2 separate regions of the Homo sapiens genome follow, and region 1 is linked to region 2. The links are chromatin contacts, found by Hi-C or POLR2A ChIA-PET in ENCODE. All regions are on one chromosome and are shown on one strand. The core of a region is the stretch at or near the end of the contact, and the rest is flanking DNA. Distances in the headings are between cores, read along the strand shown. Region 1 holds the start of TOR1A (torsin family 1 member A). Region 2 overlaps FNBP1 (formin binding protein 1).

Evidence for each region. A loop is a pair of places that touch in the nucleus more often than their neighbours do. ChIA-PET counts read pairs that join two places held with the same protein, here RNA polymerase II (POLR2A). Pooled maps may share reads with other maps.
Region 1: a loop to region 2 is called in a pooled map, with 2.9 times the contacts of the local background. The contact joins the promoter of TOR1A here to the enhancer-like site in region 2. A Hi-C loop is called at or near these places in 1 of 168 maps with a recorded cell type or tissue (CD4-positive, alpha-beta T cell), 1 of 37 single-sample maps with no recorded cell type and 8 of 50 pooled maps. POLR2A ChIA-PET finds 5 or more read pairs at or near these places in 5 of 52 experiments (H1, MCF 10A, activated B cell and 2 more).

What each region holds. Positions count from the first base shown.
Region 1 is chr9:129,822,315-129,827,024 of GRCh38, forward strand. It overlaps TOR1A (torsin family 1 member A), which reads right to left and starts at 1,822. Exons shown (of 5, transcript NM_000113.3): 1 at 1,594-1,822; 2 at 267-532. The coding sequence starts at 1,771. RefSeq lists a silencer at 1,207-1,296 and an enhancer at 1,707-2,016.
Region 2 is chr9:129,931,207-129,935,494 of GRCh38, forward strand. The region is part of intron 6 of FNBP1 (formin binding protein 1); the gene reads right to left. Among named protein-coding and RNA genes, the nearest start is that of MIR6855, 64 kb to the left of the region's middle. RefSeq lists enhancers at 1,422-1,491, 1,632-1,731, 1,752-1,811, 1,832-1,981. Within about 2 kb of position 1,294, at least 7 of the 41 ENCODE cell types and tissues checked have a DNase peak (open chromatin) inside an H3K27ac peak, as active enhancers do; they include CD4-positive, alpha-beta T cell, where a contact is called at or near this core.

The sequences.
Region 1 (4,710 bases), core at 572-3,071, 110 kb before region 2:
ATGGATTTGATCATGTCCACCTCTAAAATCCCATGACCCTACATACTCACTGGACCGATTTTCAGAACCCACCACAAAGCTTTGATGGTATTAACTGCTCCACGCATCTCAAACTCTTAACTTCTACACCTTTCCAAGGGGAACTGAGACATGAACCGTTTTCCGGGCTCACTCATTTCAACATAGAACTCCCAAATCTCATCCCACAACAAAGAGACCCCAAACCCGATGACATCCAGGAAGGGATTCCAAACTTCCATCCTTGCCTTGTACAAGGTGATGTTTGAAGCATGTGGAAAGTGCAATGTGGCCACAAACAGGTGGACATAGTCACTGTTCAGACCACCCTCGTAAATATTCTCTGCGATGATCTTGCTGACGAAATTTTTGCCGGTGCCTGTCCACCCGTGCAGGGAGAGCGTGAGAGGTTTCTTGGGCTTTGGGTTGTTTATGAAACCAAACACGGCATTTAAGATGATTTTCTTTGCAAGATGCTGTCCAAAGAGGTTGTCGTCCAGATCCTTCTGCAGTGCTGGGAAAGACAAAGCCAATCAGGAGTGGGGAAGAAACAGCGGCAAAATGTAGCCACATTTACAGCCCATAAGAAAGCCAGCAAAGCCGTCTAGACGCCCTCCAAGCACCTTGCGAAACCTCAAGTACTGCGGTCTGTAAGCTCCTGGCCCAGAGGGGACGGCGGTCCAGGGAGCCCTCCCTTTGCTGGTCCTGCCTATTCTAAAGCCCTGGCCCGACTCCTTCCCGAAAAGCCCCTTGGTGCCACTGCCACTGCCACCAGTTTGCACCCCTAACCCCTGTGCTGCTCCTCCCACCCCAAGGCAGAGCCGGGAAAGGAAACAGTTTGGTCCCTCCTGGTCGGCTGCGGAAGAGTCCTCACCATCCTTCCTGTCTCCCGCTAGGCTAGAAAGGAGGCAGAACCCACTTCGGAGGGAGGTTACCACTGGTCCACCCCCAGCTTAGCGCAAAGTAGGCCAACCTGCAGCCTGGCTCCTCAGGTCTCCGACTTAAGTCTGGCACGTCTGTGGTCATGGCCGAGGAGCCAGGCCTCATCCTGCAGGCCGGCCGCTTGGCTTCCGGGGTCCGGCCCCCGCGGACTCAGCTCTGCCCAGGCCCGGCCCTCCTGGGATGTGACCCCTACCCCGGCCTGGCCCTAGTGCCATCCCCCAGCCCCAGCCCCAGCCCCAGCCCCCGCTCCTGAGCCCCAGCCCCCAAACTCCGCTCCAGCCCCAGTCCTAGCCCGGCCCTACTGCCATCCCCCAGCCTCCATCCACCATCCTCAATCCCCTAGCCCCAGCCAACCGCCCTGGTCTTAACCCAGCCCTAGTGCGATCCCCCAGCCCCACCCCCAGCCCCCGGGCCCCGCTCCATCCCCCAGCCCCAGCCCCAGCCCCAACCCGGCCCTAGTGCCATCGCCCAGCCCCAGCCCCCAGGCCCCGCTCCAGCCCTAGTCCTAGCCCGGCCCTGGTGCCATCCCCCGGCCTCCATCCTCCATTCTCCATGCCCTGGTCCTAGTTCAGCCCTAGTGCCATCGCCCAGCCCCAGCCCCAGCCCCAGCCTCCAGCCCCCGCCCCAGCCTACCCTCCCGGCTAAGGCTCCGCTTCTGCCCGCAGCACTCGGCGAAGAGGCAGTAGAGACGCGGGTAGATGTAGCCGGTGAGGACGCCGGCCAGGGCCAGTCCCAGGCTGATGGGCTCCACCGCCTGCACCACGGACGGCGCCAGCAGCAGCAGGCCCAGCACGGCCCGGCCCAGCTTCATGCCCGGACCCGCGCCACCCTGCTTGTTCTCGCGCCGACCGCGAACCGGTGCAGCCGCCAGACCCACGCTTCCGGTTCCTCCTCTCGCGGAGGCCATCTTTCTTCAGGGCAGCCCTCCTCCCGACGCCGGCGGCCGCCATCTTTGTTCGGTACAAAGCCCTGTTTTGCTTCCGGAAACTCGGTTCTGCTCCGCCCCTGTTGGCCACGTGTTTTTGTTTATGGACGTTATTTTTGCCAGGCATGGTGGCTCCTGCCTGTAATCCCAGCCCTTTGGGAGGCTGAGGCGGGCGGATCACCTGAGGTCAGGAGTTCGAGACCAGCCTGACCAACATGGTGAAACCACGTCTCTACTAAAAATATAAAATTAGCCGGGTGTGGTGGTAGGCACCTGTAGCCCTAGCTACTGGGGAGGCTGACACATGAGAATCGCTTGAACCCAGGAGGCGGAGATTGCAGTGAGCCGAGATCTCACCACTGCACTCCAGCCTGGGAGACAGAGCAAGACTGTGTCCCCTCCCCGCAAATAATAATAATAATAATAATAATAATAACGGACGTTATTTTTTAGAACAGATTTACAGAAAAATTGAGAAGATAGTAGAGAGTTCCCATGTGCCACCCATCCCTGCAATTTCCCCTATTACTAAAATCTTACATTATTAGTGTGCTACATTTGTTAAAATTAACGATGCACTGTTGTCATATTAACTAAAGTGTAGTTTATTCAGATTTCCTTCCTTTTACTTAATGCCTTTTTCTGCTGCAGGTTTCCATTCAGGATACCACATTATATTTCGTTGTCATGTCTTAGACTACTGTTAATGACAGTGTCTCAGCCTTTTATTTTTATTTTAGCTGGAGTGCAGTGGCATGATCTCAGCTCACTGCAACCTCTGCCTCCCAGGTTCAAGCGATTCTCCTGTCTCAGCCTCCTGAGCAGCTGGGATTACAGGCACACACCACCATGCCCGGCTAATTTTTGTATTTTTGGTAGAGACGGGGTTTCACCATGTTGGCCAGGATGGTCTTGATCTGACCTCATGATCTGCCCGTCTCAGCCTCCCAAAGTGCTGGGATTACAGGCGTGAGCCACCGCGCCTGGCCTCAGCTTTTTATTTTTGATGACCTTGATAGTTTTGAGGAGTACTGGCCAAATCTTTGGTGGGCTGGCCCTCTATTGGGATTTGATGTTTTTCTCAGGATTAGACAAGCGTTATGGCGTTTTGGAAGGAAGATCACAGAGGTAAAGTGCTATGCTCATCACATCCTACCAAGGAAGGGTTCTTACTGTTCAACGTTACTTACCACTGTTGGTGCTGACTTGATCACTTGACTGAAGTAGTGTTTGTCAGGTCCCCCCACCCCTCTTTTCTCTACTGTACTCTTTGGAAGGACGTCCCCATGCACAGCCCACACGTAAGGAGTCGGGGATTTTGCTCCACCTCCTTGGGGGCAGAGTATCTACAGAAATTATTTGGAATTCTGCATGGGAGATTTGTTTCTTCTCCCCCATGTATTCAATCATTTATATCAGTGTGGACCATTGTTATTTTATCCTTTGTTATACTACAGTACTAATTTTTTTTTCAAATTGTTCTCATTTTGGCCACTGGGAATTTGAGTGGTTCCTTGTGCTCCTTTGACATACACCCAGTGTATATACCAGCTTATTTGGGTTTGAGTGCCTCTTTCCTTTCTGACACTACAGGATACTCCGGGCTCATCTTGTATTTCCTGCCCCAGTCCTAGAATCCTATTTTCTACGAGGAACCCTGATTCCTTTCATTGTAAAATGGCATTAGAAACTGGCTGGGCATGGTGGCTCATGCCTGTAATCCAGCATTTTGGGAGGCTGAGGCAGGTGCATCACCTGAGGTCAGGAGTTTGGGACCAGCCTGACCAATATGGTGAAACCCCATCTCTACTGAAAATACAAAAAAATTAGCTAGGCATGGTTGCGTGTGCCTGTAGTCTCAGCTACATGGGAGGCTGAAACAGGAGAATTCCTTGAACTTGGGAGGTGGAGGTTGCAGTGAGCCGAGATCGCACCACTGCACTCCAGCCTGGGTGACAGAGCGAGACTTCGTATCAAAAAAAAAAAAAAAAAAAAAAAAGAGAAACCAAGGTCTGGGTGCTAGGTGTGCTTCTTGCTATTGAGATGTCATTTCTTTCAGTCTCAGCTGACAGAAAAAAATGTGTGTATATACTGTTAAACACACACATATCTATAAATATTTTTATAGGTAAACATCTGTACCTATATTAAGCTAAACATGAGCTCGTGCTGACATCTCCAACTCTAATCCATTACACAGATCATTGGAGCCTCCTCCCCTTGTTTATCTGTGAATTCCCACCCCAACAGTGAGAGAACCAGCTCCCTCCATCTGGCAGCCACTTTTAAGCTGGATAAAAGATTACTCATTTTCTAGCAAAGGGAACTCTGGCAAGTGAGAACTGTTGACCATCCACTTATTTGCCTGTTCATCCCATAAACACGTGTTGCGTTGCTGTGTGCCAGATGTGCTAGGCCTTTAGTATTCATCTTGGGTTACCCCTGCACATCGCTGGGACCTGTAAATGTTTGTTGAAATATCCTGAAAATATTTTTTAAGTTTCGACTTTTTCGTATTGGATTTAAAATACTTTTGTGCACCTGTTACAAGCCAAACACTATAGGGATCATTCATAGTTTTGAGGACTGCCTATCTGTCAGATTATGGGCTATGCCCTGGGGATTCAAATTTAAAAATTAGGCACACATGGTTCCTGCCTTCACTGACCATATTCAAGTGGAGGAAAAAAAAAAATCTCCATTTTACAGATGAGAAAACTGAGGCTAAGAGTGAAAAGGATCTGTCCAAGGACACAAGTAGTAAGCTGCGAGGTGGGCTCAGATCTGACTCCTGGGCCAAACCACTGTAACCACAATACCTGCTC
Region 2 (4,288 bases), core at 44-2,543:
GATTGCTTGAGCCTGGGAGGCTGAGGCTGCAGTGAGCTGTGATCACTACCACTGCATTCCAGCCTGCGCAACAGAACGAGACCCTGTGTCAAAAAATAATAATAACAAATAAATTGGCTGGGCGCGGTGGCTCACGCCTGTAATCCTAACACTTTGGGAGGCTGAGGTGGGCAGATCACAAGATCAGGAGATCAAGACCATCCTGGCTAACATGGTGAAACCCCGTCTCTACTAAAAAAAATACAAAAAATTAGCCGGGTGTGGTGGTGGGTGCCTGTAGTCCCAGCTACTCGGGAGGCTGAGGCACGAGAATGGCGTGAACCCGGGAGGCGGAGCTTGCAATGAGCCGAGATCGCGCCACTATACTCCAGCCTGGGCGACAGAGCAAGACTCCGTCTCAAAAAATAATAATAATAAAATAATAAATAAATAAATAAATAAATTAGTTGGGTGTGGTGATGTGTGCCTGTGGTCCCAGCTACTTGGGAGACTGAGGTGGGAGGATTGCTTGAGCTCAGGAGGTCAAGTATACAGTAAGCTGTGACTGCGCCACTGCACTCCAGCCTGGGTAACAGAGCAAGACTGTTTCAAAAAACAAAACAAAACACCAAACAAACAAAAACAAGAAAATTAAGACCTAATCATGAAAGAAAGAAAATCAGAAACACAAGAAAAAGACAGAAAAGAAGAAAAGAGAGAAAGAAAGGGAAGAAAGAACGAAAGAGGCCAGGTGCGGTGCCTCACGCCTGTAATCCCAGCACTTTGGGAGGCTGAGGCGGGTGGATGACGAGGTCAAGAGATTGAGACCATCCTGGCCAACATGGTGAAACCCCGTCTCTACTAAAAATACAAAAATTAGATGGGCGTGGTGGTGGGCGCCTTTAGTCCCAGCTACTTGGGAGGCCGAGACAGGAGAATCGCTTGAACCCAGGAGCCGGAGGTTGCAGCGAGCCGAGATCGCACCACTGCACTCCAGCCTGGGCGACTGAGCCAGACTATCTCTCTCAAAAAAAAGAAAAGAAAAAAAAAGAACAAACGAATGAAAGAGAAAGAAAGAGAAAGTGAAAGAGAGAAAGAAAAAGGAAGGAAGAAAGAAAAGAAAAGAAACACATGAGAGGAAAGCTGAAGTATTTGTTCCACTTTCTTCTTGATGGGAACATTTAGTATTGGCTTTTTTTTTCATGTCAATCTTCTTTATTGGTTTCCTGCCTATGTGACTTGAAGGGTTAACCTGAATTTCACTTCACACATTTTACTCATACTCATCTGGTGAAAGCCTAAGGTAATTCACAGTTGCTTCCCTTATTTTCTTCCCTATTCACACGTGAACACTTCCCAAATGAAGGTAACAATATCAGTATTTCCAAACACATTTCCTTATTACTGAGGTTTTTTGAGTTTCTTAAGGCCTTTGGATCTGTCGGTGCCATTTTATCCTCTTTTCATCTACCCTCAGTTGATTTCAGCTGCCGCATTCTTCCTCTTTGTTGGTGGCCTGTTAACTCCCTTCCTGACCATATGCCTTGGCGTCTGCTTCTTCCTGTGTCCACTAGTAAATATATTAGTCTAGCCCCAAAATGTTAAGTACCCAGCTACCCTCAAAAATCCACCCCCTTCCAACACACAGTAGCCCTCCTCTGTTTAAATAATAGCTTTCCCACCTACATGCATTCCATCTGTTCCCCGAGCCCGTCCAGCACAAATGCCCTATTAACTCTTCAGCTGCTGAGTTTCATCATGTATCATTTCGCTATGAATGTTTAAAAAAAAATTCCCATTAGACCTCAAATTTCTAAAACAGTCTCTATTTTATTCACAAGGCTTCCTCAGAAAGTCTCACAAAAATCCAGTGGGGGATTTCTTCATCTCTTCTGTAAAGAACAGCAAGAGCTCAGGAGGTAGTTTCCCCGTTTATTTTGAAGATTCTATCTAAGTGAGTTTTTAAAATAACTTAAGATCTCAAACAGGCATCACATCAGAATGCCATCATTATATATAATATGTATGCATGTACTTACACGCACACACATACACACACACACAACCCATGAGAGCAGATAAAAGCTTTCTGACAATAAATCCACTCACGCCAATATTTTAGAATATTTTACCCAAGTAGAATATTTTACCCATGAAAGCTGGTGCCAGAGGTACCCCACCCAGCACCATTTGGTTGGAAGTGGCTGTGATCCTCTTCCTGTAGCTCCACAGAATCCCTAATCATGTTTTAGCTTTAGCTGCATAATTCCTTCTGTAAGCATATTACCTCCTAATAGATTCATAATGCCCTTTGCCCTGTTTCTATGCAGTAATCCTGAAAACATAACAAGGGCCCTAGACGTGAACTGTGGAAGACGCTGAATAAGGACCAACATGTCTACAGTCCAGCCTAGAAAGTAAGCTGTGTAGAAGATAATAAATCAAAGTATATTTTAGACGGTCTGCCTTTTATGTTAAAGGAACACTGTCTCTCCAGGAGTTTTTCTTCCATGCTTGGACATACAATTGCAAAGGACGATCTATTTCTACAGTCTCACTCACTCTCACTGACTACAAGGATAGGGAAACCTTCAAAAACAGCAAAATACTGTGATACATCAGATTCTCCAAAGCCGCAGCAAAAAGACAGGACTGTCTTTTTCTCAGTCCCTGCATCCAGCTGCTTTGAATTAATATCCACTTCTGAAACTCTGGCCTAGGAATGCACCATTGTTCTAACCAAATTTCACTATGGAAAATCTATTTCTGTTTAGCAAATTGTTTATTTGACAATGGAATTTAAGAGTCGCTAAAACTAGTGTTGAATCAATTACTCATTATGACAAAAATACCTTTAAAATATCTTGTATTTTGGAGAACTTATTTGGGATAACAGTTAATGGTATTTTGGAGACTATCTCCTAATGTCTAAGACTAAGTGGAGCTAATAAGCATCATGACTTCTCATCTCTTTTTAAAAGTCAGTCTAAAAATAGCAACTATTACCTCAAAGAGATAGTGTTTCCATTCTAAACCAGACCATAAGCTATTCTTTCAATTAAATTAAATTTCCCATTCTGAGAATAAAGACACTGCATCTTACAGCAATATTACTACAGGGCAGAAAGATGTACAGAGAGTTGGCTTGTTTTACTTGCAACGAGTCAGTGTCACAGAATTTCAAGATAATGTTCTAAAAAGTCCAGAATAACCCCCGCTGCCTAGGCTGGGTCACAGACGTCTTAGAATCAGATCTACGCTGCTTTTGTTGTCCAACAGGAAGACAGAATTTAAACTTGAGAATTTTTTGACAAACCCTTGGGAATCTCCCTCAAATAAATCCAAACAGACCTAAGGATGTATGGCTTATACATGATTTCACTTCTTGGTAATTTTTTTTTTTTGAGACAGAGTCTCACTCTGTCGCCCAGGCTGGAGTGCAGTGGCACAATCTTGGCTCACTGCAACCTCTGCCTCCCAGATTCAAGCAATTTTCCTGCCTCAGCCTCCTGAGTATATGGGATTACAGGCACCCGCCACCACGCCCGGCTAATTTTTGTATTTTTAGTAGAGACAGCGTTTCACCATGTTGGCCAGGCTGGTCTCGAACTCCTGACCTCAAGTGATCTGCCTGCCTCGGCCTGCGTTAGCCTCCCAAAGTGTTGGGATTACAGATGTGAGCCACCACGCCCAGCCCACTTCTTGGTAATTCTTAACATAGTCCATTCTCAATATCATTATGGAACTAAGCCATACTGCCTAAAAGGTCAGAGTTGCAGTTTCTAAATAAAGAAAACAATATTTTAGAAACTGAACTGTAGCCCAATATTTTGAAATCCTAATGGGTTTAAAGACAAAAATACCGTCATCCATTCAGTTAGCTAAATTTAGATTATTAGCATGGCCTAAATGTGTGGCTATTTCCTGTTTAGCTCATTTTTTTTTTTTTTTTTTTTAAGACAGGGTCTCCCTCTGTTACCCAGACTGGAGTGCAGTGGCACCATCATAGCTCACTGCAGCCTCAAACTCCTGGGCTCAGGCGACCCTGCCACCTGAGCCTCCCCAAATGCTGGGATTACAGGCATGATGAGGCACCATATGCCAGGCCTGTTTAATTCAATATTACTTTTTCCTTAATATTTCAAAATATTAAGGAGAATAACACTCTTGGCAGTGTCTCAATTGTCATAAGCAGAGAATACAAGTGTACTAAGAAACTTGCTCATTTCACATGAGGCATGTGGTATAACCGAGTTATAACCTTGCATCTTACCACTCTTGCATCATCATTTTTCTTTTCTTTTCTTTT